Regions from separate parts of the Mus musculus genome. Here regions 1, 3, 4, 5, 6 and 7 are each linked to region 2. A link is a loop called in an ENCODE intact Hi-C map of the cell type or tissue named here. Cell type or tissue: heart. All regions are shown on one strand. Region 1 has its middle 2.6 kb from the start of Olfr1414. Region 2 overlaps Gpc1 (glypican 1). Region 3 has its middle 34 kb from the start of Gm29483. Region 4 has its middle 21 kb from the start of Gm36102. Region 5 has its middle 9.2 kb from the start of Gm36102. Region 6 overlaps Ankmy1 (ankyrin repeat and MYND domain containing 1). Region 7 holds the start of Otos (otospiralin).

What was found. A loop is a pair of places that touch in the nucleus more often than their neighbours do. Peaks named below come from ENCODE experiments on the same cell type or tissue, not always from the same donor. Only the 100,000 strongest peaks of a DNase experiment are listed, where the experiment ranks them.
Region 1: it touches region 2 in a loop (4-fold over the local background); 8 of 42 quality-filtered maps call a loop at or near these places.
Region 3: a loop joins it to region 2, with 12 times the contacts of the local background. A loop is called at or near these places in 29 of 42 quality-filtered maps.
Region 4: a loop joins it to region 2, with 10 times the contacts of the local background. A loop is called at or near these places in 7 of 42 quality-filtered maps.
Region 5: a loop joins it to region 2, with 5 times the contacts of the local background. A loop is called at or near these places in 3 of 42 quality-filtered maps.
Region 6: a loop joins it to region 2, with 2.1 times the contacts of the local background. A loop is called at or near these places in 19 of 42 quality-filtered maps.
Region 7: it touches region 2 in a loop (9-fold over the local background); 19 of 42 quality-filtered maps call a loop at or near these places.

The regions. Positions count from the first base shown.
Region 1 is chr1:92,519,110-92,523,109 of GRCm38, reverse strand. No RefSeq gene overlaps it. Among named protein-coding and RNA genes, the nearest start is that of Olfr1414, 2.6 kb to the right of the region's middle. In heart, a CTCF peak has its summit at 1,623 (motif pointing left); no DNase peak of the experiment used is centred here; H3K27me3 peaks cover 1,249 bases.
Region 2 is chr1:92,832,466-92,836,465 of GRCm38, reverse strand. The region is part of intron 1 of Gpc1 (glypican 1); the gene reads right to left. Gm29481 (a long non-coding RNA gene) reads left to right here. Exons shown (of 3, transcript XR_003947946.1): 1 at 1-3,771. Among named protein-coding and RNA genes, the nearest start is that of Gpc1, 2.8 kb to the right of the region's middle. In heart, CTCF peaks have their summits at 2,274 (motif pointing right) and 3,621; DNase peaks (open chromatin) are centred at 1,644, 2,255 and 3,725; H3K4me3 peaks cover 1,008 bases; H3K27ac peaks cover 1,014 bases; H3K27me3 peaks cover 3,121 bases.
Region 3 is chr1:92,695,130-92,699,129 of GRCm38, reverse strand. No RefSeq gene overlaps it. Among named protein-coding and RNA genes, the nearest start is that of Gm29483, 34 kb to the left of the region's middle. In heart, a CTCF peak has its summit at 2,103 (motif pointing left); a DNase peak (open chromatin) is centred at 2,031; H3K4me3 peaks cover 104 bases; H3K27ac peaks cover 1,695 bases; H3K27me3 peaks cover 410 bases.
Region 4 is chr1:92,771,007-92,775,006 of GRCm38, reverse strand. No RefSeq gene overlaps it. Among named protein-coding and RNA genes, the nearest start is that of Gm36102, 21 kb to the right of the region's middle. In heart, no CTCF peak of the experiment used is centred here; a DNase peak (open chromatin) is centred at 2,306; H3K4me3 peaks cover 705 bases; H3K27ac peaks cover 1,415 bases; H3K27me3 peaks cover 1,773 bases.
Region 5 is chr1:92,740,994-92,744,993 of GRCm38, reverse strand. No RefSeq gene overlaps it. Among named protein-coding and RNA genes, the nearest start is that of Gm36102, 9.2 kb to the left of the region's middle. In heart, a CTCF peak has its summit at 1,910 (motif pointing left); a DNase peak (open chromatin) is centred at 1,893; H3K27ac peaks cover 316 bases; H3K27me3 peaks cover 549 bases.
Region 6 is chr1:92,893,420-92,897,419 of GRCm38, reverse strand. It overlaps Ankmy1 (ankyrin repeat and MYND domain containing 1), which reads left to right. Exons shown (of 18, transcript NM_001347091.1): 4 at 1,208-1,351. Among named protein-coding and RNA genes, the nearest start is that of Ankmy1, 7.5 kb to the left of the region's middle. In heart, a CTCF peak has its summit at 2,145 (motif pointing right); a DNase peak (open chromatin) is centred at 2,148; H3K27me3 peaks cover 994 bases.
Region 7 is chr1:92,647,366-92,651,365 of GRCm38, reverse strand. Otos (otospiralin) reads left to right here and starts at 2,525. Exons shown (of 5, transcript NM_153114.2): 1 at 2,525-2,615. In heart, CTCF peaks have their summits at 2,406 (motif pointing left) and 3,398 (motif pointing right); a DNase peak (open chromatin) is centred at 2,415; H3K27me3 peaks cover 2,378 bases.

The DNA of each region.
Region 1 (4,000 bases), 310 kb after region 2:
CAAGGACTTCCTCTGGGTAGAGAGAGACGGTTAATAAAGAAAATGGAGGAAACCCCTGTGTTAGGATGAGGTGTTTAATTTTAATTGAGCGTGTTAATTAGGTGAGCTAAAAGGGGGCTTTTGATTTCTGGACTTCAATACTCAGATAGCTCTACCCAGAGAGTCAGCCTCAAGAGGAGCAAGTGGCCAAATAAGGAACTAGACCTCGGTGACCAGCTTCAGGAATATAGCTTCGGTAATGTAAAAACTAATAGTTTTTAGCAAGGCAGAGGGAATGGGGGAGAAGGGCAAGGCCTGCCAGAGCCGTGTTTGCCATGCTCGGGCTGAGAGTCTCTTAATGGTACATGCTAACCCCACCCCATTGTACTTGACAGCGTGCCAAAGGTCATCGTGCTTAATAAGCCAAGGGAAACGAAGACACCGAGAGAGAACCAAAAGGATCGGAGCATCAGTGTTTACTCTCAAATGACGTGACATCCATGTGGGGGCCACCCAGGAGTCAGCCATCCAACGGGTGAATCGAATGACGTCAGTGAGCACAGACGCACTGTGAAATAAAACTGAGCTATGGCCCGAGACAGGGAAGATAAAAATTAAACCTCTTGTGATGGTGTCAATAAGGCAGCAGCCATTAATAACAACTGCAGCTTGTTACTGAGAACACCAAAGCCCTGAAAATAGAAATGAAGGAAGAGCGGTCAGGGTAAACATGTGGTTTAGATGAAAGTGAAGTGCTGTAGTTTTGTGTGACACCGACACACTCAGTGCATTGTGGGGGAGGCGGTCAGGTCTGACCAGGGGCAGCTTGCCTGGCCTGGCTTGTGGGTCAGTTCACTTTAATGGATATTAACTAGATGCATTTGTGGGAGCTTATAGAACTGCCCCAGCCTGCACAGATCATTCATTTGAGACAGCAAAGGACAGCTGATTGGGAAAACGGGAACAATGACTTTTAATTAACACATTAGAAGCTGGGGTGCTTATGAACCGATTATCGCTCTGTAGCACAAATAGCCTGGGTAAAGACGGATGAGCTGGACACCCAGAGTAGTCAAAGAGCAGCAACGTGTAGAGGCAGGGCCACGTGCCGAGGGGCGGCCTGAAATCTATTTTCTTTATTGCAATCTTCCTCCATGACGAGAGGATGCCAACCTACTGCCATGGGTTGTCTGATCTCACCAGATTCTGTTATTTGGTTGGGGAGGATATAGACCTTGCACAAGCTTTGCTTGCGATAAAACACTAAATTACTGTTGCGGTACTAGCAGAGAGTGGAGATCAAGCTGGGGCTGGGAGAAAGGATGCTAACCTACATACTCACATAGTGAACATCCCCCTTGACGCTCTTGATGCTGCTACTGTGGCTGGCTGTCCACCTGGAAGAGCCCCGTGGAGGAGCAGCTCCCATCCCTGGGCATATGGACCTCACCTGCCCAAGAGAACCCCCGAGGGAAGGCCACGTGTGGGGTATGAACAGAAGCGGGCTACTGCTGACTTGCCAAAGGAAATGCAGTGGTCCCTCAGTGTCTTGGGAATCCTGTGGTGATGAGCACAAGAATTCTGGGAATATCTCCAGCCCCTGCTTTGAAAACAGCTCCCAGCTGAAGTCCGCGGCCGCCACCCAGTGGTAGACGCTGGAATTTGGGATTTAAAAAAAAAAAAAAAAAAAAAAAGTGTGCTGTAATGACAGGGCCTCTTGTCAGGATATCCAGAGTGCTACCGACCTAGACACTGCCTCTAGTTCTGGTCGGCATAAAATAATCTGAAAATTTGAAATTCCAATAAAGGCTGGGTAAACCTCTAAGATGAATTCCCAGAGAGTTCTGGAATGAACAGGAATGGCTACCAGGATAGTGGACCTGTGTTTTTCTTCCGTGGCCGAGTACCAGAGGGACTGACAATCCTGTCCCCACATGGGCAGTGTCCAGGAAGCAGCTCTCAGGAGGTTCTTCCAGCAACCAGCTGATGAGACTGCAGATGGAAGAAGGAAGTTTCTAGAGACTGATGAGCAGTGGTTGGGGGCAGGGGTAGTCGAGGGGGTGATAAGCAAGAGCCCCGTGTGGTCTTCCCACTGACTCCAGCAGTGGCCAAGAACCAAGCTGTGTGGCCAGTGGGAATCTGGTCTGGTGAAGGAGGATGCCCATGTGGGAGTAAGGTCCTGCTGAGGGTGAATATGGTTTCCCCCCATCATGTTGAGGCCTCATGCCTCAGGTGGAGTGGGAGATGGGGGCTGTGTGGGCGGTACTGAGAGCATGGGGTGGAGTCCTTCCAACAGGCTGTTTCAGGTGGGCCTAAGTTCTTCCTCTAGGACTGTCTTGGTTGGTTAGTTGGTTGGTTTGAGAGTGTCAGAAAGCTGAGCCTGGCTCCCCACACACTTGCACACTCTTCCCACGTGCCTGCTCTTAACCTCACGTGCACTTTTGCTGAGGGATACACTTGCCCTCTCCTGACACGGATGGGGCCCTTGATCTTTATAACTTCTCCGACTGCTGTGATATTCCCCTAAGCAATCTCTTTTCCTTATACATTACGCAGCTCCAGGTGGCTTGTTGCAGCAATGGGCTAAGACACGGTTTGTCGGCATCGCTGGAAGTCTGACAGATGCTACTTTCCATCAAACAGTGGTAAATGCAGACTCACCGCTGCCCAAGGCACTGAGGATAAATGACGGATGAGCAGCCAACCCTGAAGAAGACATTGAAAGCGCCCCCTCCACAACTCAGGGAGCATTGTTGAAGAAAGGACAGAAAGAATGCAAAAGCTGGAAGATAAGGACAAGGACAGTGAGTGATGAGCCGTTCTGGGCAAGACTGAGCCCTCTGAATCATGAACTCAGGGAGGTGTGGATACCTGTGCTGGATCTGCATGATAATGGGTTTGTCAACAGACAGCAGTGGGCAGAGGAGGGGCCCAGGGGGCTCTGCCCATCACTGGTGAACTATTCGCTCCTTATGGATTCAGAGAGAGAGAGTCAGTGGCTTCAGCTGTTAACACACTGGTGACCCCACCCAGTTCCATTGAATAGGTGTAATCCAGCGCTTACACAGATGGTCTGTGTTAAACCAGATGGGTCAGAAAAATAAAACTTAAAGTCATGCATGTGGGGAAGGGATCTGAGGAGGAGGAGGTGAGCTGATGGGCTGGGGGAAAGAGAAGAAAGAATGGGGGCAGGGAGTAATCAGAAATATATATATATATATATATATATATATACTGTGAGATTGTCATTAAACCAAATTAATTAATAAAAATAATTTCTCTTGTAACGTAATAGACCATCTAACAGAGGCAAACAGTGCAGGCAGCCATGAACACAGCAAAAGTCTTTCCACTATGGGCAAAAAGCACCTTCCTGCCAGGTGGCCACACAAACCTCTCACTCTTCCCAGGCAATGCCAAGAGCTTGGCCTCCTTGATTCTATACCTATGACTGTATGAAGGATGAAGGACTTGTTATAGCCATGATTATTTTATAGGTTTGGTTTGGTCTATGTTGCCCAGGAACTGGGAAAGGACCATCCACGCCTGAGTTCACAGGCTCTGGCAGGGACTGATGAAAAGTGCTTTGGCTTTTTCTGGGAACCTAAGAAGATGCCCAAATGGGCAATGAGCATGTGGGGACATAAGACCCACCTACGCCATCCTGTGTCCAGACAGCTCACTTGTGGGTTCAGCTGGCTCAGCAAATAACACACTGTAGGACATGGGACTATTTCCAGCTTTGAGAGATTGTGAAAGGAACAGCCATATAGATGGAGGTATCTGGAGTTGTACATGAATATATGTCTAGTTTTACAACTCAATAAGAAACTGCTAGACGTCCTTTACAGAGCAGCTGGACTGTCTTGCTCACACTGGCAGTGTAGGAGAGTCTGCACCCACCACCATCCGGAGCTGTCTGGTGTTCTATTTTAGCCTCTCTGAGAAGCTGGAAGGCCTGCTTGGTTGTGTTTGATTTGTGACACCTACTGGCTGATGGGCGATTATGACTTTGTGGAAA
Region 2 (4,000 bases):
AGGACATGGGTAGCATCCAACACCACATGACTGTGCCCACAGTCAGGGTAGGTCAGGGCTGGACAGAGGCTTGAACTTCAGGGGCGGGGTGGGGGTGGAGGCTCTGCCTATGTTCTGACATAGCAAAGACCCTGAAATCCCTCTTGACCCAGCCTGAAGAGGACAGTCTTGTTTAAGAAAGAGTCCACCTGTCCCTGCAAGTGACAGCTGGACTACAGGACCCATGGTATAAATGGAGGTGTGTTCGTACACTGGCTGAACCTACCTGGCTCTAAAGTGCATCCCGTTGCTTGGCTGGCATACATGACAGTAAAGCCCCAGTACTTTGGCGGGTGAGGTGAGAGTAGGCCTGTCAGTAGAGACTTGCACTAGTATTCTAGTGTCACTATCATTGTCAGAGCCCCTACCATATTCCTTGGCTAGCCCTGTGTACAGGGCGTCTGCCTACTATTCTTTTGGGACCTAGTCTCATCAAGATCAGTTTGCCTCTCTGTTGTTATTGACAATCTGAGGTTCTGTCCTCGGCCCACAGGAGGCAGTCACGATACCTCTTTGCACACTTTGGGTCACCCCTGTTATATGTCTAGAGCTAGGGAAGGCCCACAAAACCTGCACTGCAAAATCCTACTTCAGGTCTCCAAGCTGAGACAGTGTGACGCTTCCAGAACACAGAGCCTTAGAAAGGAGGTCTGCTCCGGCTTTACTGAGGAATAGCTGCCAGCACAGGCTTTGGCATTTGTCAGACAATGCCCTAAGAACGGTATGTGGCCTCTCTGGCCTTGATGTCCTCTTCTCTCCAGTGGCTCACACAGTCCCTCTCACCCAGTGCTCCCGGGGTAGTTGTGAAAATGCCTCTTTGGAGCCAGTTCATCAGGAACCCTCTCAGCTGATGGACACTATCACCTGTGCAGTATGTGCTGACTCTGCAGAAAGCCTCTGGAGCCCAAGAGAGGAAGTTTCCATGGAGAAACAGGATGGCCTGTCCAGCACGAGAGCCGCAGTGCTACAGCAAGGACCCAGGTCATTGCATCACGCAGACGGCCGTGCTGGAACATGGCTCCCTTGGGTACACGTAAGCCCGACGACCGTTGTGCTGGGGATGATGAAAGTCAAGCTCTAAGCAGCACACTAGGGTATGAGGACCACCCCAGGCTTCAGGCTGAGCCACACAGGGGTGTCTCTTCCTGGGCAGAATAGGGCACGCAGATACTTTCAGTCCAGGGTGGCGAATGTGCCAGTGACTTCTGAGAGCCACAGACCTTAGTTGGCTTCTACAGAAAGTCAGACAACTCCTAAGAGGTGGAAAGGGCATACAGGAACAAGAGGACCTTGGATTCCGAACTACTGTACAGAAGGCCAAAGCTCACATAGAGACTTAGAGTCCTGCTGGGAGCTTAGTGAATAGTCATTGTGGGGTTTTGGTATGAGGTGCCCACCTTAGCTGGCAGGCAGACAGGAACACTGTGATTTTAGGACATAGAAGCTTGATAGTTTTAAGTTCTTCTGATGCCCAGCCCCTACTCTGCCCAGGCTGGGGACCCTAAGGAGGGCTGTGTGCGCTCTGCTAAGGCCATCTCCACCTTCCACCTCCAGGCTGCGGTACAGCTGCCAAGAAACACGTGTTCATCTGCAGTTGTTTATAGAGAACCTACTTGGTTGTGGCCAGTGGCCTGGATGGACTTTGTGTTGACAACAGAGACCAGGCAGGGGTAGTCTCTGACCCTAGAATCCAAATGGAAAACCCTGGTATAGAGCTAACTACAGAGGGTATACTTAGGAACATAGCCCAGAACAGTCCTGCCAGCTAAGAGAGACTTGCTTGCCCATGGCTGTGATTCAGCAGTGGGCTCCTAGCAACCTCACCTAGACCTTGCTCCCCGGCAGGGCCCTGGCACAGAAGGAGGATACCACTGTAGTGGCGGCCGCCCCTGGCTAGTTCTCCTCTACAGAATGGGACAGCTGTCATCACTGCTGCCTGGAAAGGCCATCCAGAAAACTAAGCAGTGCCTTCGGTGAGGAGCCAGCCTCTTACATATAGTACTGTTTGATAAAAGGGAAGTCTCCCGCTATTTCTGGTCCCTAAGACTCAGGGGCAGGAAAGGACATCCATTTGCCCATGAGCCACTCTTCCTCTCTCCTAATCACCCAATGACTCCAGTTGAACCTCAGCAGGCACCTATCTCCTGGGGTATTCCCATATTTCTTATAAGTAGGAGCTCTTTGGAACTAAGGGATTACATAGGAGCTCCAGGGAGGACTGCGCCATTAGGGGCCACCAGAGGGCGCCTGGTCCTCAGAGTCCAGGTCTGGTGGCACAGAACCAGACAGGACCCTGAGCTTGGCTGCCCTTTGGGCTACTGCTATCTTAGGAGGTCACCCTGTTTCTCACTCCACATGCTAATACTCTCTTTAGTGCCCTGGGGCTTGGAGGTATTCTCCCACTCTGAGGGCTGTGAGGTGCAGCCCATGGGGTTCCAGAAAAGTGTGGCACCAGTTCTGAGGTGCACCAATAGGGATGATGGGAAAACATAGGCCCCAGCCTTGCATGTCAATAAATAGGGTGTCTCTGAACAAACACTGGGCCCCAACCAGTATGACTGCTGTAATTCTGCAGGGTGCCTACACACCCCAGCTGGATGGGCATCTACGGCTGTCCTCACAGACATCAAAGCCTTTTGCTTGTCTTGTTCCTAATCCCCCACATTCCCCAACTGCAGGGTAGTAAGAACCAGGCTCTCTGGAAGGACCACACCTCTGCTTCTTTATTTTGCCCTCTCACTGCCCTTGTCACTGCCTACATTGCCAGTCCCTGCCTACTCGGGCACAGTAGCTGTGGGTGGGTACAAGCTCAAGAAGGTCTCCAAGAAGGCATTAAGATGGGTGGCATATCCATGCCAAGGTAAGATGTAGGCTGGAAGGCCTCAGGCTGGTATGTGTGCGGAGCAGGGTACGTCTGGCAGGGATAAGAGATACACAAGGATGTCAGGGTATATGTTCCTATTTCTGTGTGTTTGGAGGTGGGTAGAGTGAGCAGGGTACCAACCAAACTATACCTGCTGCTGCCAGGCACCGGGTGACAGTGCCCAGAGAACTGTAGGAGGTGGCTTTGGCAATGGCAGGGCTGTATGTAGAGAGAGGCATAGAAAGGCCTGTTCTGAGGGCATTTGAGAGGGAGATAGTCAAGAGACTCAGGCCACACAATGTGTCTTGTGGGTTCTGTCTCTCCCCAGAAACAGGGTTCTCCATGGCTGGCTATCTACTGCCATTCCCAAGCAAGTTGGGGCCACAGGCCACCCCTCTGGGCAATACTCTTACTTTCCTCATTCAGAGTGCCTACGACACCAGTTGAGTTTGGTCTCTAGTCTGCAAGCCCCCTCAGTTTCAGAAGAATCCCACAGCAGGAATTCCCTGCTCACCAAGGCCCTGGTGTTACACTTATCCAGGAAAGCTCCCCACACATTTAAGAGCAAAGCCTGGGGCTTGGGAGGTCCTTGGGACATTGCATAGGCACTCCAAGCTCATAAAGATTCGGTTCCCAGAGCTCCTGAGGCAGCAGGGAAGGGAAGGGAGGGGAAGGGCTGCTCTCAGCAGCTGCAGGGCCGAGGCCGCCGCCAGGAGGGCCGCTCTTCTTACAAAGAGATGACAAGGCCCCTGGGCGGGATCCAAGACGCCGACCACCTGCAGCTGGGCTCGCAGCTCCAGGCGGCCCGGAGCGCCCGGTCAGACCACGAGTGTGCTAGGATAGGGGCGCTGGCGGGCACAAGTTCCTAGGTAGGAATCCCCTCGAGCCCTGGGGTCCCCTGAATCGCGCAGCGGGCTCACATTTCCTTAGAACCCAGGCTTGAAGTGTAGGATCTCCCCCATAAATCCCACCTAGGCGGCTCCTGCTGTGGATCCGCGTAAATTCCTAAGCAGAACCCTTGACGCCTCTGGGAGAGATCCGCATAGAGAAGTTCCTAGCCCACTGCAACCGGGATATGCGACCCAATAGACCGTCCCA
Region 3 (4,000 bases), 140 kb after region 2:
CCTGACCTGCCCCCAGCAGGCCTCTTTCACGGCCAGCACGTGCTTCTGTCCTCTTGGCTTTAGGGTCTGGCCTGAACAGGCCCTGCAGGAAGGAGAGAAGGGGGCCATGATAGGGCGAGGAGCCTAGAAAGATGCTCTTGGGAAGAAGGCTGCTGATGGAGAAACATGGGAAGGCTTCCTTGAGGAGGAGGCAGTGGGAAGAGAAGGGATGGAGTGGATTGGGGGAGCAGGAGTGCAGATAGGATGGGGGTGTTTTAGATCCATGAGGGTGAGTCTGGAGCAGGACCTTCTTGGACACAGTGGGCCTAAGATGGGTGCCATTTGAAAAGGTAGGTGTCCCTGGGGGTTCTGGGCTGCGGACACCCCCAGTGGAGCTGGCTTAGGGCCAGCTGATGTCCCCACTTCACACCAGGAGAAAGAAGAAGCAGAGGCAAGAAGGACATTGAGGCACCCAGCTCCCACCCACTGCACCACCCACTGCTGATTTCTGCCCCATCCAGGTGCCCTTCTGCCGCTGGTTGGCACAGCAAGTTATAGCAATGTTGGCAGGACCGTGGCTCTGTCTCAGTGAAGCCCTGGCCTCTTCCTACCACTGAGACACTGGGAGCATAATGGATGTCCTCGTGGAGAGAGCACTGTCTTCAGATTGCTTTCATTTTTTTCCTGTGATATGTTTCCTTTGTGGCGATGCTACGTATTCCTGTTTAAACAGCGTACGCTCATTCTGAGACTAAGTGAGAAGTTTTCCGTCTGCTATGGGCTGTAAGGAAACTCAACCTAACACTGGCTATAGAGCAGGGGACTCCTGAGGGCCAGAGAGGGTGGCACAGGGAGACACTGAGACCAGCCTGTGACCTCTGCACCACCAGGAACCATGATCACACCAGGACTGCCAGGCTAGTAGCTAGGGCTGCCGGCAGCAGAGGCTGCTCTGCTGTCCTTAAAGGCAACCCCAACTAGAACCAACCAGGCATGACCTTGTCAGAGAATCCTCTCAAGGGAAGAGCTAAAGTCAAGGGGTAGACCCTGATCATGATGTGACTAGGCCTCAGCCCTCTCCCCTCAGCTGCCTTCCCAGAGCTGTCCCTGAGACCCAGCCTTATCCTGATGGCTATGTGCCAGCCTTATCCTGGGCTGGAGCTCTGTCTGGACACATAGCCTACAGCACGGGGCCTAAGAGGGCTAGGGGGAGACAGAGTGAGGCCAAGCGTGTACAGACTCAGTGATGCAGGTTGGGCTGTGTCCCTGTATGCTGCATCTGTGGCCCTTCATTCTCCTGAGTGCTCCCCTATCTGTCCTTTGGTCTCATCTTGCTCGGTGGATGACTGAGACCTAGAGGTGAGTTCACAGCCCATGGAACCTCTGAACTCTAAAAAGCCACCCTGGAAGGACACACAGGATCCACCAACCTTTTTGGAGCCCCAAGGGACACTGAAAGAGCCCAGTGCCTAAGGGAACTCAGAATCACTCTGCCCAAGGCTGGCATCCAGTGTGCTTTCTCAGGCTGCGGGATTCCGCACATATTTTCTGAAGCCTTGATGGGCATGCTAAAGCAGTAAATTGGGGCCCACACTGGCCAGTCAAGACCACCTGAGAAGCCTGGATTTTGTGTGTTCATGTGTCATACTTCACTCATTCTTAGCATCCGGCCTGGAGAGCTCAAATTCTGGGATCATCAAGGAGGCTCCAAATAGAGGGAACAGTTGGGGGCCTGGAGCCACTTACTGCCTGCTGTAACTCTCAAAGCAGGCAGCGGTATAGCTTAAATATATGCCTGCCTATAAAGGGTACCATGATCTGCCCCAGCCAAGCCTGGGTGACTGGGATGCAGTCAGGATGGAATTGAGTCTTGTGTCTGTTGTCTTGCTGGGCATGTCTGCTAAGTCCTGAGGCCTCTCTCCGCAGGCCAAGAAGAAGGCCTGATCTTGCCCAGCCTGGTCTAGATAAATTGGGGTACAACTCCTAGCAAGTTAACTTTGGCAGCTGGGATTAGGGCCGGGTTGGGCCTGTAAACAGGGATTCAGAGACTAGCAGAATTCTTATAGAGTGTGTCTGAGGCATCCACTGGTCTTTCTTGAGCTTCAGCGCCTCCTGGTGGTGGGAGGCCATCACTTACAGTAGGCTGTGGGTACTTCAACGTTTTGCCTCCCCAGTCCACTGGGCCTTTGGATTTGAGCTCTGATTAGGAACCTCACACCTGAGAAGGGATTGTGAATCTGGGCCTGGAATCAGAAACTAAGGGATACAGGCAAGGGGAAGGGGTGGGTACCCCAGAGAAAACCAGCCTCCTAGGCCACCGTTTCTCATCCCCAAACAGAGCAAACCTGGTGCCATCTTTACTGGTCCACTTCTCTGCAAGCTGACTTGGAATTGCTCTCTGTGGGTGTTGGGCTAAGTTCAGCCTAACAACAGGGTTTTCTGGAGAGGGGTGTGTGTCAGGTGTGTCAGGCCATGTGGCATGTCACTCTGGATACACAGGCCAAGGCGTGCTCCACCTGTCCCTGTGTAACTCTCCCTGGAAACCAGAAGCCCACACAGGGGCACCTGGAGGGACATTTGTGAGAGGCTACTGGTTGGGTGGGAGACTGAACTGGGTGTCTTCTGGACATTTGTCCTGCAGCCGGGCTCACATCCACTGAACTTGCTGATATGACCTGGGGAATGAGGACCGGGAATTACCAGCTAGAAAGGGCGCTGACCAGCCTGGCACCAGGGGTCCTTGGGTAGTATTAAACTCACCCACTCATGTCTAATTGTATGATATTTCTCCGACGAGAAAATCTCTGAACATGTGGATAAGCATCCAGACAAGAGGCCTGTAGGGGCCTCTCAGACCCGCGACTACCCACTGCCCTCTGGCTCCTGGGCAGCTCTCAGTCCAGTGTGCTGTTTCTCAGGGTTTGTGTTCCCGAGCAGTTTGCCTCTGTTTACTGCAAGTTGTGCCTCTGTGTTTAATGCTGAGTGATGTCATTGTTTTTCTCATGAGTTTCTCTCTGTAAATTTCTGGGATTGCAAGCACATGAAAACCAATTTGATGGGCATTGTGTGGTTTGAATAAGAACGGCCCCCATAGGCTCATATATTTGAAGGTTTAGTCACCAGGGAGTGGAATTCTTTGATAGGTTGAAAATGATTAGGAGGTGTGGCCTTGTGGGAGGAAGTACGTCATTGGGGGTGGGCTTTGAGGTTTCAAAAAGCCCATGCCCCGCCCAGTGTTTTGGCTTGTGGATCAGGATGTAGCTCACAGCTCCTTCTCCATTACCGTGAGTGCTGTCATGGCCCCGCCATAGTGACATGGACTAAATCTCTGAAACTGTAAGCAAGGTCCCAGTCAAATGCTTTCCTATATAAGAGTTGCCTTGGTCATGGTGTCTCTTCACAGCAGTAGAACAGTGACTAAGACAGGCATAGAGAGAGAGGTTCGGTGCTTGTTTCTTTAGAGTAGATTCCTGTGAGTCCCAGCAGGTGTCCTCCGTTTGCTGGTTTGTTTGTTTTTGTTGTTGTTGTTAAAACTTCATACTATAGCCCAGGCTAGACTTGAATTTACCAGATAGTCCAGGCTGGCCTTGAACTTGTGGCAATCCTCCTTTCTCAGTCTGTGGCAAGGGTACTGATGTTGCAGTCATGAAACACTGCACCAACAGTTCACATGGTTCCCAGAAAGTGCCTGTTTCTTCCAGTCCTCACCAGTAGCCAAAGTTCAGAGACTGTGGATGTCTCCAAAAAGGTTCAGTTTTTGTCAAACTAAGCTCTTTGTGAAGTAGCCAGCTAAACTATCATTTTTATTACATCTTTTCAAATTCTTCTGGATTAACGTTTGATTATTCTGTTGATTTTTCAATTCTGCTAAAATTTAGCAGTTCTCTCTTTCTCTCTCTCTCTCTCTCTCTCTCTCTCTCTCTCTCTGTGTGTGTGTGTGTGTGTGTGTGTGTGTGTGTGTGTGTGTGTGTTTGTGTGTGTGTGTAAGCCAGAGAGTGATGCCAGGTCAATCTCACTTTAT
Region 4 (4,000 bases), 61 kb after region 2:
AGCACACGAGCCTGTAAGAACCAGAGACAGGAGGTGAGCCCGCAGGCTGCGGCTCCAGCAGTCCAGAAGAGCTCACGAGAGACGTCTGAGCGTCTGAGCGCTGAGGGTCCTTATCCAAACCTCCAGAGCTGTAACCGGATCTGGCTGGTGGTGTTCTAAGCCCTAGGCAGCGATTCTCAGCCTTGAGTCCTTGCAGCCAGCAACCCGACCTGGCTCTGAAAGCTTAGAATCCTGAGCCTCTGGTTCTCCAGGCTCAGAGCTAAAAGCCTTATCATTCGGAAACGCAGCTTGTGATTCCCTGAAAGAGATCTGTCAATGAATTCTTTGTTTATCTGCAACTTCTGTGTATCTCTAGCTGCCCTTTATGACACTACGAAGCCGCTTCCTGGGGCAGCTTGGCTGGTGAGTGGCAGAGGACTTGATTTGAATCTTCCTGGAGGACAAGTCTGATACTGGGTGGACACAGAGCTCACCACCGACACCCACAAGGAGACTGTGGGGTTCTTATTAGCCCAGGAATGCTCCACTAGGGCACTGTCTCAGCTTTGACTGTCAGGAGAGCACTGTTGCTATTGCGAGGGTCCCAGGGATGGGACCAGTATGCTTGGATTTAGAGCCAGAGGCTGGTCCTGTCTGGTGTGTGTGTGTGTGTGTGTGTGTGTGTGTGTGTGTGTGTGTGTACCCATATGCCTTGGGCGTCTGGCTCCCTAAGAGTCACAGGGGAATGCATAACACACAGAGACCCAGGTGATTACAACAGTGACCGCTGGAAAACCCCTTTCCAAATGCTTTGATCTGTTTCAAAGAAACCAAAACAAAATAAAACCACACCCTGGCAAACCAAAAAAACTTGCCAACAAAACAAAACAAGAAGAGCTTAGAGAGAGAAGAGACCATCACAAATGTTGAGAAGGGACGCCACAGGAAGACCAGCAGAGTCAACTAACCTGGACCCTGGGGGCTCCCAGAGACTGAACCACCAACCAAAGAGCAAGCATCAGCTGGACCAGGTCCCCGCACATATGTAGCCAATGTGCAGCTTAGCCTTCTTCATGAAGGTCCCCCCCTAGGGCCACTAAATCTGTTGCCTGTCTGTGGATCCCATTCTCATAACTGGGCTGCTTTTCTGGCCATGGTGGGAGAGGATGTGCCTAGCCTTGCAGTGACTTGATGTGCCAGGGTGGAGCGATACCCAGGGGATCTCCCCATTCTGATTTCCCCATTCTTAGGAGAGGATGGGGGAGGAGCTGTGTGAGAAGGGACTGGGAGAAGGGGGTGCGGATATTGGGACGTAAAGTGAATAAATAAATAAATTAATGAAAAAATAAAGTGGGGACACTTAGCTCTGAAGCCACTTTCAAAAGACTTGCAGCCAAGCAGTCACGCTGATGTGAAACTGCCCTAGGTTGGGACACAGAGGTGCAGCTTCCTGGCTAGGTGTTTGCACCATCTGCTTGCAATACTGAGCAGGGCAGTGGCAGAGAAACAAATGGTAAGATGTATAGATGGGTCTTGGCACCCAGGCTTTTCTTTAAACGACGTTGCCTTTCATTCTTGACCCCTGAGAAGGCTGCCCACCAGTTAGGCATCCGTGAGACAGGTCACCCGACCTAAAGCAGAAGGGCTGAGTGACTTTGCTGACTGCTCAGCTCACATGCAACCCTATCTGCAGTCCTGCCCACGGGATCCCCAGGGTATCAGCCTTGCTTACATACCTCCCTTGCCAGCAGACTCTCTACTCCATGAGCTTCCATCCCACTGTCCCTCATCATGAAGGTGCTCACCACATTAGTCCCAAGGAGGCCCACACTGTCACTTCCCAGTGGTGCTGTCTGCTTCCCTGGATCATCTGGAAGCCAGCTGCACTGGGAAGTTCATGCGCTCTCCTTAAGCATTTATAAAAAGAGGGAGACTCCCAGGAATAAAAGCCTAGGCTCTCCTGAAGAGTTGAGCGTGCCTGATTACTAATCCCACCCCCAGACCAGCCTTTTATCGTTGATAAGGCCTGTCTGAATTTAACAGCCACAGAGCCGCACAGACTAGAGACCCGAGGAGTGACATGCCCTTAGATCGCATTTGATGCAAATCCTTTTCACTCCGTCTCAGACTGGTACTTCAAAGGAGCCGAAGATCCTAGAGGCAGAGAGCCGATGCCACCTCCCGCTACCACAGGGATGGCCCTGTGGTAGCTGCGTCTTGCTAAGAATGGCATCTGGCCTCTGGTTCCCTGGGCTGGACATGGGACTTGCTCACTGACACTGCTGGCCAGCATGCTCAGCCATCTCATGTGACCAGGCCACAAAAGACCATGGCAGACATTCAGGCTCACTGGGACACAGAAGGAGCTGATTTTAGTAAGGGATGCAGCTGACACAAACCAGACACAAAACAGACTCAAAACAGACGCAGCCTGTCCTCATCAAGAGCTTTGCCGAGAGAAACCCAAACCAGGATTGGATTTTAACAAGAAGCAAACCATTTGCACATGATGGCCAATGAGAGGCGCTTGACATAATGTCTTGCAAATAGTGGCCCGTGATGACAGGGCCTGTCTACAGACAGGATAAGGGAGAATCAGGCTCGTGTGCAGTTACCAGAGTCATCTTTACTACTGTAGTTTTTTTTTTTTTTTCTTGAAGTGACTGTTTTAGCAAAAATGTTTGCAGTGGTAAGCTACCATGAACAGGCCATCGCCTCCGAGACTTCTTTTTTAACCACTGTAATTTGAAACAAATGTATCAGACCAGGAACACATTTGAGTTCTTGCCTATTCTGACGTGGAAGCCAAAGACGTTTCCTATGTCATCCTGTGGGTGGCTGAGACAGCCTGCAGGTCCTGCTCAGTCACCTTGCCCTTTGAACCCAGACCTGCATCATCAACTTAGGTGACCTCATGGACACAGATAGCCTCATCAGCACCAGTTCCCACTGCTGCTCAAACAGAGTCCGACACGGGGAACCAGCACAGTGGCTTGAAGGGATACAAATAGTATCATTTCTGTATGTAATCAATCAATCCGAAAGGATGACTCGGAGATGAGACATTTCTTATTGGATCATCAAAATCAGGTGTCCCTGGGAAGACTCACCACATTGTCAGTGCCCAGTGGTGGGTGTCCTGTTGCTGGTATGGCAAGGTCTGAGAGATAACTTTGAATTTCCAGTTGGAGCAGCTATAGACTGGTGATGGAACAGAATATCAGGTATCCAGGAGTCCTGTATCAGCAACACCTGCTGCTCAGGGTCCTCCTAGAACTTTCATCCCTGAGAGTCAGTCACTTCCTAATTGGCTCAGACTTGGTATGTGTCTTCTGACCCTCAAGCCCTGCTGTCATCAGATATCAGCACCGTTTCCTCTGGGGGTTGGTGAAAGTCTCAAGCAGTGGTCCCTTAAATAGCATGAACGTATTTGAGTGGCCCCAAGCTAAATTGGAGGATCTACTATAGAAAGCAAACAAAACTATAGGTAGAAGTTGGCTTAGGATTTCTATCGCTGCGATAAAACAAAAGCAAGCAAACAAACAAAACACCACAACCAAAGGCAAGACGGAGAGGAAACGGTTTGTTTCATCTTGTTCTTCTGGGTGACATCATATCACAGAGGCACCCTAGGGCAGGAACTCAACTAGGGCAGGGACCTGGAGGCAGAAGCTGATGCAGAAGCCATAGCTGCAGTGCTACTTGCTGTTTTTTCCTCATGGCTTGCTCAGCCTGCCTTCTTATAACACCCAAGACCACCCAGCTCAATGGTGGCACTGCTCACAGTGAGCTGGGCCCTCCACATCAATCATCCACCATGAAAACACACCACAGGCTTGCCCACAGGCCAATCTGGTGGGAAAAATTTTTCTCAATTGAAGTTCCCTCCTCCACAATGACTCTAACCTGTGTGAAGTTGACATAAAACTAGCTCACATGGTAGTAAAGTTGAGGGCTTTGCGAGGGTTCCGCGCCAACAGCAGTGGCGCTTGTATGTCTTCTGCGCTTGGCCTTCAGCGCT
Region 5 (4,000 bases), 91 kb after region 2:
GACACAATTATCTGCTGGCTTCCAACCAGTGATTCATGGTTTGAGATCAGCAGTTCTCAGCTGATCTCCAGGTCACTGCCAGGCCCCTGCTTGTGTAAGGGTGGGAGTTGTCGGAGCTACTACGCTGGAGGTTAGAGGACAGAAAAATGTTAATTATGTTTTGCTAATTCATTAAAGAGTACACATGGAGGGACTCATGGCTCCAGCCCATATGTAGCAGAGAATGGCCTTATCTGGCATCAGTGGGAGGGGAGGCCCTTGGTCCTGTGCAGGCTTGATGCCCCAGAGTAGGAGGATGCTAGGGCGGTGAGGTGGGAGTGGGTGGGGGAGCACCCTCATAGAGGCAGGGAGAGAAGGCATGGGATGGGGGTTTGTGGAGGGGAAACTGGGAAGGGGGACAACATTTGAAATACAAATAAATAAAATAACCAATAAAACAAACAAACAAACAAACAAAACAACTAACCAAAGAAACAAACAAAAGTTAACCAGGGCAAACTCATTACACTTCAACACAGATAATGAATTCTGATGAGGAATATAAATATTTTCCAAATGTAAAGAGAAAAGTTGCACGATTTAAAAGGTTATTTATTATTTTGTGTGGACGTGAGTGTTTGTATCCGCAGTGCAACATGTAGGTACGGGTCAGAAAACAACTGGCTGGCATTGGTTTTCTCCCTCCACTGTGTGGGTCCCAGTTGTCTTGGTCGCAGGTGCCTGTAGCTGCTGAGCCATCTTGATGTTCCTAATTTTTTCCCCTAAAAGCAGTTTTCAGATCTGTCCAGTGTTGGGCTTGCTAGCCATCGTGATTTTTCTAGCTGCTTCTACATCCCATCAGTGGTCAGGATGTGTCCACGACAAACCTTGGCTTCACACAGAAGGTGGGAGGAGAGTTCAGTGGAATTTGTCGATAACTGGGGATGCTGTTGTTTGAAATTAACTAAAACCTGACACATTAGGATCTTCGTTAGTTCAAAGGAGATTATGGAGGTACATTAAAGACTGAACATTTTTCCTTGTTTGTTAAATGACAATCCAGAACTCTGTCTTTGAATGGATTTTTGTACAGTTGCCCTTTGGACATTTGGGAAACACTTGGGTCTCCCTTCCTTTGTGGCCTCACCAGCGCTGGGACATCTTATCAACACACCAGCCCACAGGAAGGTCTCGTGTGCACAAGGTGGGGTTTTCATAGTGCTAATCTTTGATTGTGAGCTTGACAGTTATCATTACCATAGTTTTACCTGCTACCTTTTGTGAAGTCAAAGTTTCATTTTGCTCATTCTAGAGAAAAAGGTCTGCTAAACACAAAGTCTTATTAAATATAGTTTGATCTCCATTACATCCTGCACGGTTTCAGGGACAGGCACGACTGGGGCAGTAAAGGACTGAAGAAGTGCCAGACAGACACACAGGCTTCAGGTTTACTGGAGTCTCTGATGGAGAAGCCATAGAACAGGACCTCAAAAACTCAGTGTGTTTATTACATAGGGTTGAAGAGAGATGAAGGATTGCATACAGCTGAACAAGGGAGTGAGGTCATTACATACGGATAAACAAAGAGGCAGGGTTTACGTGAAACAGCTGGTTCCAGCAGACAGATTCAGCTATGGCTCAAAGTGAGCAAAGAGAGGACTCTGTAGTGAGGGCTGGGTAATAAAACTGGTCCATGGGATGCTTAACTGGGCTGGTATAAGGCAATGGAACTGGTCCATGGGATGCTGAGCTGGGCTGGTATAAGGCAATGGAACTGGTCCATGGGATGCTGAGCTGGGCTGGTATAAGGCAATGGAACTGGTCCATGGGATGCTGAGCTGGGCTGGTATAAGGCAATGGAACTGGCCTATGGAATGCTGAGCTGCACTGGTACAAGGCCATGGAACTGGTCCACTGAATGCTGCCCTCTAATGGAGCAAGGACTATGGAGCTGATCCAAGGACAATAGAAGCCACAGATCATTCCCATGAGCACCAGGCTGTGTATGCACTTGAATACCCAACGAGGTAGAGGACAACTGAGGGACAGAGGCACACTGAACTATAGACCTGGTTTCAGCAAAATGTGAAAGACTGTCTTAATGCTTAGATGGTGGATTCCAGCAGGGATTTATTTCCTCCTGGTCCTAGCTTCCCGACTGCCCATTATTCTTCCTGGCCATTCCCTGCCTTCCCAGGCAGAGGGAAGCAGACGGAGATCCCTGAAGCTTTGTGTCCAATGGGATTCTGTTCCGACAGACCCTTGACCTCCAGCCTCCTGGTCAGCAGCCTTTACTCTCCCTGCAGGAACCTGACACACTTGCGTTCGGGGATCTCAGATGGCTGATCTCTGGGGAGTAGCATGTATGTCTGGTAAAGCTGTCATGCCAGGTACTAAGGGTGCTGAATGAAGACACAAATTGCATAAAAAGAGGAAGGTGACTTGTCTTATACTGGTAAACTTGCTTATCCCGTTGGCCACTATTGGTAAATGTCTAAAAATAAAAATAAGGAACTCCTACATTTCTAGTGCTTGCCAAACGCCCCAGGGTTGACACTGTTGGCATAAGCTCTTTCCTTACAGGTCAGTGCACAGGCCTGGAGTTGCTCCTCTGGTCCCTCTCAATGAAGCAGGCGGAGCCTTGGCTTGAGGTTCAAGCTCCCGCCATGTTAATTCACAAGGTGACCTAGACCAGAGTGGGGGAGTGATTCCACATAAGCTCCTGATTCTGGTGAAAGGACGAAGGAGAGCAAGACATGCTGAGGCTGCAGAGCAGGAGTGTCTATCTTCATTTCTCAAGGCCTAGGGTTAGCCACTGGCTGGCCAGTTTCCTTCTGTGCCTGGGATGGATGCCCTATGCTAAACAGCCAGCCCTCTGTCTGAACTGGGAGGCAGCAGATTCTCTAACAGTCTAGGGTGCCACATACTCTTGCCTGCTTGGGTTCACGCTTGTATGTGAAGTGTCTTCCCTGTCTGCTCTTTCTTCTGCATTGAAGGCCCAGACTCATTCCTGACCCAGCCCATCCGCAAACCTTATTTATATAGTGAAACTTGGGTGCAGGGACATTTGGGCAAGTAAAAGGCTTATTTCTGCTTCTTGGTCACTGCTAGGCTTCCTCCACAGTCTCCTCTAATGTGAGGCTGCACCTCCATTTCTTGGTGGGTGTTGCCAGCTTTAGCATAACATCCTGTCCTGGACTTGGGATATTTCAGTTGGGCCATGGGTCTCAGGAGCAGGACGGGCCTGGGAAAAGTGGCTCCCCACCCCAGGCCAGCCAATGAGGGTGAGTCTGTGTCTCAGTTGCTTCTTAATAGGCTTCGTGCTGCTTGACACACAGACTTAACAACATGTCCTCTCACGAGGTTCATCTCGAGGGCCCCTGAAGCCTTGTCACAGTGCTATGGCCATAAAGCAGAGGCTAGGCAGATGTTTGAGGTCTTTGTAGGAAATCTGGAGCAGGCAGATGGGTTGGAGTTAATCATGGTGGAGAGACAGTGGCACCTTGCTCTGTCACCTCTAACACACATGACATTTTAGCACTTCTCCTTTGAATTTTGCTATAGACACAGATTCTTTAGTTTACAAAAAATTTTTGAACTGGAAAAGAACTACAGTTTCCCGCTTCTTTTCACTTACCCAAATATCCCTGCACCCCAGCTCACTGTATAAATAAGGTTCGCGGTGTTGTGGAGACTGGCCAGGGTCACTCTGAGGCAGGCTCATCTACAAGTTCCACCTGTCCAGGCCTCAAGTCTCCTATCTAGCAGCTGCAGCTGCGGCATAACTTATGGCCTGCTCTAGGCTGTTAGGGGCCTTGTGGCCCTGGTGAGGTTGTTCAGCCTGGGCTCAGCTTACATGACAGTGTTAACTGGATATTTCTTATATGTTTGACTTAAGACATGACTTTTCGTGTGTGTGTGTGTGTGTGTGTGTGTGTGTGTGTGTGTGTGAGAGAGAGAGAGAGAGAGAGAGAGAGAGAGACAGAGACAGAGACAGAGACAGAGAGAGACAGAGAGAGAC
Region 6 (4,000 bases), 61 kb before region 2:
TATCATGACCAAGGCAACTTTTATAAAGGCAAACATTTAACTAGGGCTGAGTTACAGTTTCAGAGATTCAGTCCATTATCATCATGGAGGGAAGCATGGCAGGATGCAGGCAGACTTGATGCTGGAGGAGCCTAGAGTTCTACATCTTGATCCAAATGCAGCCAGAAGGAGACTGTCACATTGGGCATATCTTGAGCTTAGGGGACCTCAAAGCCTGCCTACACAGTAACAAACTTCCTCCAACAGGTCACACCTCCTAATAATGTCACCCCCTATGGCCTAGCATTCAAACACATGGATCTATGGGAGCCAAACCTATTCAAACCACCACAGATGGGGTCTGAGGAGAATTGAGGTGTCAAGATAGGAATAAGGGCATGAGTCCTCTAAGACCCAGAATGGGAGCCCCCAGCAGTCCTGGAAGACATGGGTATCAGGAGCCAGTTTGGGACTCCATGTTGATGGTGATGCTCGAGTGTTTGTGTCTCAAGTCTTCATCTGGCTTCTCATTTGCCCATTGTTCATGGCTTCTTTACATACCATAGCTAAGGGCTCCTGGCCCAGCATCTTCTGAGGATGGAGATGCCACCTAACAGCATACAGGACAAGTACAGAGCCTGGGGGATTGGTAACACCTTCCTTCTCTCTCCCATGTCCTTTGATATACTCACCTGACATACTTACTTGAAGGGCTCAGGCAGGACAAGGACGAGCAGAGGCTCACAATGGACCCAGTACTGAGGAGTCATCATAAATCGACCCTACTTTGTTCTCAGCCAGGCTCAGGGTCCCCCTACCAGCAAGCATCCTCCAGCCAGCTTGGCCTCTGTTACCTGATAGAGAGCTCATAGGGTGGGGTCAGGACTCCTAGGAGGGGAGAGCTCTGCCAAACCTAGAGTGGGTGCTGGCCTGGCAGCAGCTCTATGCAGTTCTGAACTTCCCAAGCTAGTCCAACCCACAGCAGAGGGTAGGGAAGGTGAACTCGTGGGCTGGCTGCCTGGAGACCTCTCTGGGTATTCTGAGTGACCAATGCCAGTTATCACATTGGCTACCTGGACTAAAAGAAGTCTTGTGTCTGGGTTCCCAAGAGGCCTATCACAGCCTTGTAGTCCTCATTCAGCCAGGTGTTGTAGCCTGGCTTAGCAGTCACCTACAAAGGTAATACCCCCTCTTCGATAGGAGGCTCATGGACCTCTCCTCTCCATAGGCCTACCATGGGCAGTTTTACCGGGACCATTTCCATGGCCTGGGCACCTACACGTGGCCGGATGGCTCCAGCTTCACAGGCACGTTTTATCTCAGCCAACGAGAAGGCTACGGGACCATGCACACAAAAACAATGTTATTCCAGGTGAGGAGATGCCGTGATCACATGATAGGCGGGACTGCCCATGTGTTCACGAGGGTCTGGCTGCTGTGTGTTCACTCGAGGGGCAGGGTTGCCATGTGTTTATATGAGGGGAGAGGCTGCTGTGTGAACACATATATGAGGAGTGGGGCGCTGTGTGCTCATGGGAGGATAGTACCACAGTGTGTGTATGTCTGGAGGGGCCTCTGTGTGTTTAGGTGAGGAGTGGGTGCAGCTATTATCTAGGACACTAGAGAAAAAGATATTCAGGCTTTGGGAAAGTTAAAACAGAGGTAGCTTTCTCATTTTAGTGACTATAATACTAATAATAAGGATCTAAATAAAAAAATGAGAATGTGCCGGGCGTGGTGGCGCACACCTTTAATCCCAGCACTCGGGAGGCAGAGGCAGGCAGATTTCTGAGTTTGAGGCCAGCCTGGTCTACAAAGTGAATTCCAGGACAGCCAGGGCTACACAGAGAAACCCTGTCTCAAAAAACAAACCAAAAAAATGTACCATGAATACTTATTTTTAATATATGAAATAGCTCTTTCTTATACATATTATTTAAAATTTGCCTTTTTCCCCACCCCTTAATTTATATATACATATACTTCACAATTATATGCAATCATATATTAGAAAGTTTTGAAAGTTTCAATGAGTGTAGGTTTGTGTGCTCTGGGTACTGAATGACTCCCTCCCCCATATCTGGGCCCCATGCCTTTGTAGTAAGTGTTCCCTCCAGTTAGCCATGGCTGCCCTGCTGCCTGTAATTGGGCCTTTGCTTGAGAGGGCCACAAGGTGGCGCCCTGCAGAGCCATTCTGTGTCTTCCTCTTGGCCTGCAAGGCAGATCCAGCTCCATAGCCCATGTGCCTGTTGTTTCTTTGGTTATTGAAGTCTCTGTGATGTGGAATCACCACAGCTTAACTGAAAGAGCTTTAGACTGTTTCCTGTTTGGGTCGACTGTGAATAAAGCCGCTATGCACACACGTTTAGTTGGATTTTGTGTGTTCATGTAAACAGTAAATGCGTGGTTTTCGTTTCTCTGGGAAAACTTGTAAGTGTAGTCTGAGGGCCATGTGTTGGGGTGCTTCCCTTCTCTGATGTTTGTCCTGACCAATGGATGCAGGGTGGCAGTCTGCATCCTTGTGATCCCTGCTACACTCCCAGCCCCCCCCCCCCCTTTTACTTATTTTGAGATAGCGTCTGATCAAACCGCAGAGTCTAGCCTTGAACTCACTGGGTAACCCAGGCAGGTCTCAACTTTGCAATCTTCCTGCCCAGCTTCCCAAATAGCTGGGGTTACAGGCTATTATCTACATGCCTACCAACTTTATAGTCTTCTTCTTCTTTTTTCTAAAACCTGTTTGTTCATGTGGAGGTCAGAGAACAACTTTGTGGAGTTGGTTCCACGTTTACATTGGTTTGCAGAATGGACTTCTGGACAGTAGGTTTGCATAGCAAGTCTCTATCTGCTGAACCTCTCATCCACACAAGGCTAACTTTTGTTTTTTCTAAATAAATTCCTCTCCTCTCCTCCCCTCCCCTCCCCTCTCCTCCCCTCCCCTCCCCTCCCCTCCCCTCCCCTCCCCTCCCCTCCTCTCCTCTCCTCTCCTCTCTCCCCCCCACCTCTCTCTCCATCCTGAAGACCGCATGACCACAGTTTGTTTCCCCAAGTCCCTCACTCCCCACCTCCCCTCTGACTTCCCCCATTCATTCCTCCTCCATTTCTCTTCAGAAAAAGGTGGATCTTCCATGGATAGCAATTAACCATTGCAAATCAAGTTTCAGTAAGCCTAGGTACCTCCCCTCATACTGAGGCTAGAGGAGGTGACCCCGAAGGAAAGGGTACCTAAAACAGGCAAAAGAATCAGAGGCAGCCCCTGATCTCACTGTTAGGAGTCCCACAAGAAGACCAGGCTACAAAACTGTAACCTCTGTGCAGAGGGCCAAGGCCAACTCCCAAGTGCATTTCAACAGCTGCTGACTGACCACAGTATCTTCCTGACTCACAGACGTTTGCTGTTTGTATTATTTTAAGTTGAATATAAAGTTTTTGTTTTTTATTTATTATCCTTTTGTCTGTTGACTCTGCCGGTGGTTGAACTTGGTAAGTTAGAATGTCTCAGCACCATTGAAGAAATTTAAAATGACTCCTTACAGTTTCAGCTTTATTACTCTGAGACCATGTTATTTCTTTTATAGGTAGATTTTTTTAGATTCATTACATGTCCCTGGTATTTGTTTTATGCCCTTTTATTATAATAAGCTGATGTACCCTTTTTCAAAAATAATCGCTTCAGACCAGGTTTAGTCCCAGCACTTGGGAGGCAGAGGCAGGTATATCTCTATGAATTGAAAGCTAGCCTGGTCTATATAGCAAGCTCAAGGACAGCCAGAGCTATATATAGAGACTCAGTCTCAAAAACGAATAAATGAAAAAAAATAAAATAAACAAAAACCCTCTTCACTGTTTTATGACCCAACGTCTAATTTTAATGTTAATAAAGTTATATAAATTTGGGGATATTATTTTCACTGTGTCGTGCCTGTCACCATAATTTTAAATACTTTTGGCAGTGCTGGAGTGGAGCCCAGGGCCATGCACATGCTAGGATACACATGCTAGGATACACATGCTAGGATAC
Region 7 (4,000 bases), 190 kb after region 2:
TCACCCAAGGAAAGAAACCCTCCCTGCCCCAAAGCACACCATGGCCTGTCTGTTTCACCAGGTGGGGACCACAAAGGGCTGAGCCTGCAGTCTGGTAGTGCTGGCTACCCACTCCTTGTTCTGTAGTCAGATGCATTTGTGTCCCTCCTCCAGACAGTCACATTCTGGGCCTAGCAGCCCTTCCTCCAAGGGGGACAAAGAAAGGGAAATGTGCCTCAATCAAGTGCCCTTTCTGAAGGCAACCACAAAGAAAATCCCACCTGAGAGCAGGCATGGCTAGGTGTGGCTTTGGTTAAAAACTGAGGTCCTGAACCAGGAACACTCAGCACCCGGAAAGGGTCCATACTGTGACCCTGGAGAGGTAACCAGGTGTCTTAGTCCGGGTTTCTATTGCTGCAACAAAACTATGACCACAAGCAAGTTGGGGAGGAAAGAGTTCATTTGGTTTACACTTCCAGGTTGTAGTCCTTCACTGAGAGAAGTCAGGACAGGAACTGGAGCAGGGCAGGAACCTGGGGGCAGGAGCTGATTGAGAGGCCATGAAGGGATGCTGCTTACTAGCTTGCTCAACCTGCATTCTCATAGAACCTAGGACCACCAGCCCAGGAATGACCCCACCCACAATGGGCTGGCCTTCCTCTATCAGTCACTAATTAAGAAAATGCTCTACAGCTGGATGTCTTAGAGGCATTTCCTCAACTGAGGCTCCTTTCTCTCTGATGACCCTAGCTTATATCAAGTTGACACAAAACCAGCCAGGCATGCATGCGAGAAAGGCAATGAATTGCAGTCCAGAAACTGGTGTTCGGGGCACTCGAACTGGGTGATAACCCATCATCCACACCACCTCTGCTGACAGAAAAACATTCTCCCAGAAACAGGATAACCCATTTACGTTCCTCCTAGGCTGGAAACTGAGCTAGCGGGTCCTTCCCTGCACCCCTCTAGCCCATGCCACAGGGCCTGGCTGGTTCTGGGAGCTCTGTAGCCTACGATATCAAGTCCTAGAGACATAACATTTAACCCTCCCTGTGGTATTAGAAACATGACAGACAAGTCACTTTCAGTTCAAAGGAACTGGGGGAAAGGCTGTGTTACGGCGAGCAGAGATCAGAACTCTGCAGTGGTCTGAGGTGAGAGAGTCACGTCTGCCCAAGGGCTTCTTCTAAGTAAATGGGCCTGTATGGCACTGGATTGATGTCACTCCTGTTGCTGCTGACCTGTGTCTCTGGTATCCTGTCCCCTGACTGGAGTCCAAGGCAGATCCTTCGGCTTGTGTCAGCATGTCCGACGTGGTGAAGCCCTTGTGGGAAAAGCTCAGATGACATCCTTCACAGCCCAGGGTCAACACCAGCCCTTCCTGGGTTCCTGGGAATCTTTTCCCATGATGCAGAGAAATGCAGATGACAAAGAATCCTGTGAGAAAAAACAAACAAACAAACAAACAAAAAACCATGGGCCATGTGAGACCCATCCTTCTGTTGGGGGTCGCAAATGACCACAAGCTAAATATTCCTTGCTGGGAAGGGTATGTACTCCACCTCTCAGGGAGGCAGCTGTGGTGAACCAGGCAACTTCCCAGTGAGATGCCTGGCTCAGTGGTTCAGTTAACCCTTTATGTCACCGAGAAGCCACCAGTGGAGCTTCCTGCAGTCAGGGCAGGGCCTATAGCAATCCCTGGATCCTTGGCCTCAGCAAGATCTTTCAGTTCTGCCTGGGCTGGTTTCTGGATCCATTAGCCCCCAGGAACCCAGATGCTCTCTGTGCGTATTGGGGGTGCAGTATTGATTCCAGATGGTGGCCTCAGGTAGCGCCACACCTATCTTGCTCCTGCCTTCTGATCCCAGGCTCAGCCTCCAAAGCAGCCCGCCTCTTCCCATACTCTATGGGATGACAGCAATAGACACCTGCTTGTCTGTGCACATTGTAAGTGTGTACACACCTGTGTGTGCATATGGTGTTGGGAAGATGAGTGTTTCACCTAAAGTGAATATTTGGGGGTGGGTGGGTTGGGGGACAGATCCCTGGAGATGTTTGAGACATGAAACTTCCGCTAGAAAAGCTGGTCGCTTGAAATTCAAATGTAACCATGCGTCCTGTATTTCTTTCAGCCACACTGGAGTCCCTAGGACCCCCCAACCCCATCTCATCCCAATCCAGGTCAATTCTTCGTGGTTTCTGAAGGGGTACTCGCCGGGGTTGACCTGGGACCTTTTCAGAGAGTCTATGGTCAGTTCAGGAAAAGAACGAGGTATTTTAAAAGAAGGTGATCACATGCTTTCACATTTCAGCTTCAGATCCGTATGCGGTCAGTCTTATGACATGGAAGGAGACTTTGATTATTCCAGAACACAAACCCTGTCCTGTGGGCCAGCTGCACAGGAGCCTGTGAGCATGGCGCCCCCTGGAGGCCATCTCAGAAACATTCCACTCCAAGCTCTGAGCCTGTTCTCCAAGCAGCCTGGGACCGGCTGTCTCACCCCAGGCCCTTCTAGATTTCCTGTTAAAGCTGCCACACCCGCATCAGCTGTGGTGGCGTGGAGGGACTTCCACCTTGACAGGCTTTGCCAAGTCAGCTCAACACGCTCCCAGAATTCTCCCTTTTCATGTCCAAGGTAACATGTTTAGTTAAGCTCTTTAAAAGTCCGATAGGGATGTGTGTGTTTGAGGACAAACATGGGTGACATTAGAAGTCTGCGCCCCCCTCCTTTGTAGGAGCAGGGATGGCACTTCCCAAAGGAAATGTGTCTACCAGGGCATGTTTAGAGGGACAAGGGGCAGCATGACTTCTAGAACCTCTGAATCCCAGCTCTGTGTGGTCACATGACGCCACTCTCCTTGGGTTTGAATCCAGCCAGAAGACTCCAGCCCTGTCAGTGAGGTACTGCTCAGTCCCTGGGACACCCGGGTACTCTGCAGGCACAAGCGGGAGGGCAATGCTGCCATCTGGGACGGAGGACTTAGGGCAGATGTCAGTCTGGGAGATGTGAGGAGAAGGCAGACTGTGAGCCATCACCCCCTACACCCCAGTACTTATGCTGGCCACGGTCCAGGAAACAGGAAGTGACTCTAGGATCAGTTATAAGCCACTTCCGAGGCTTTGCGGGGCTCGGGGATGTATGAACAGTGCAAAACACAGGCGGACCATTCCGTGGCAGAGAAGAATGCAGGAAAACACACTGGCACGATGAACTGTGGCCTTGAGACTTTAAATTATGAGCACCTGCCTGTGTCCATGTTGGGACAGCTCAATGGATGATGGTAAGCTACTCTGGGCTCTGCCTTCTAGGAGAATGAATTTGGGTTGCGCTAGCATTTCAGAGTACAGGCAGGGGCATCTGCGAGGCTCAAGGAGTAATTATTAGTCAGATGTGGTGTCCATGGATGGACAGCAGGGGGCGCCAGATACCTCTGACTCATTCCCAATCCTGGCGTTCGTTACCACAGGGTCCTTTTCAAGCTGACTGCCACGGGAGATAACAAGGGGCCTCTGTCCAGCAGAGTGGCCTTATACATCTAAGCATCTCTTGAATCCAAGCAGACAGACTGTTAAGACCTTGGAGGTTCCCTCCGAGTTTCTGTGTGGGGCGGGATATTATGCACTGGATATCATGCAGGCTTCTGAGCAGTCACTGGGCAGGTTTCAAGTTTGCCCATCCTATATGGTATTGTTCCTGGGCCCGACCTTTGGGAGCTTTTGAGAATTCGAACTCTTCCCTGCCCTCAAGCATTGAATTTTAGAAGGAATCCTAGCAATTATTAAAGGATGGAATCCAGTGTTTTGGGATTCCCATCAAATGTAGGAATGCAAGGGCCCTGGGGAAGGCATTTACCATTAAAAAAAATGACATTTACTTATTGTGTATGTGTTTGCAGTGTGTTCCAGGTGTGTATGTGTAGGTCAGAGAACAACTTGTGGGAGTTCGTTCTCTCCTTCCAGCATGTGAGATGTGGGGATCGAACTCGGTTTAGCAGCAAGCACTTCTACCTGTTCAGCCAT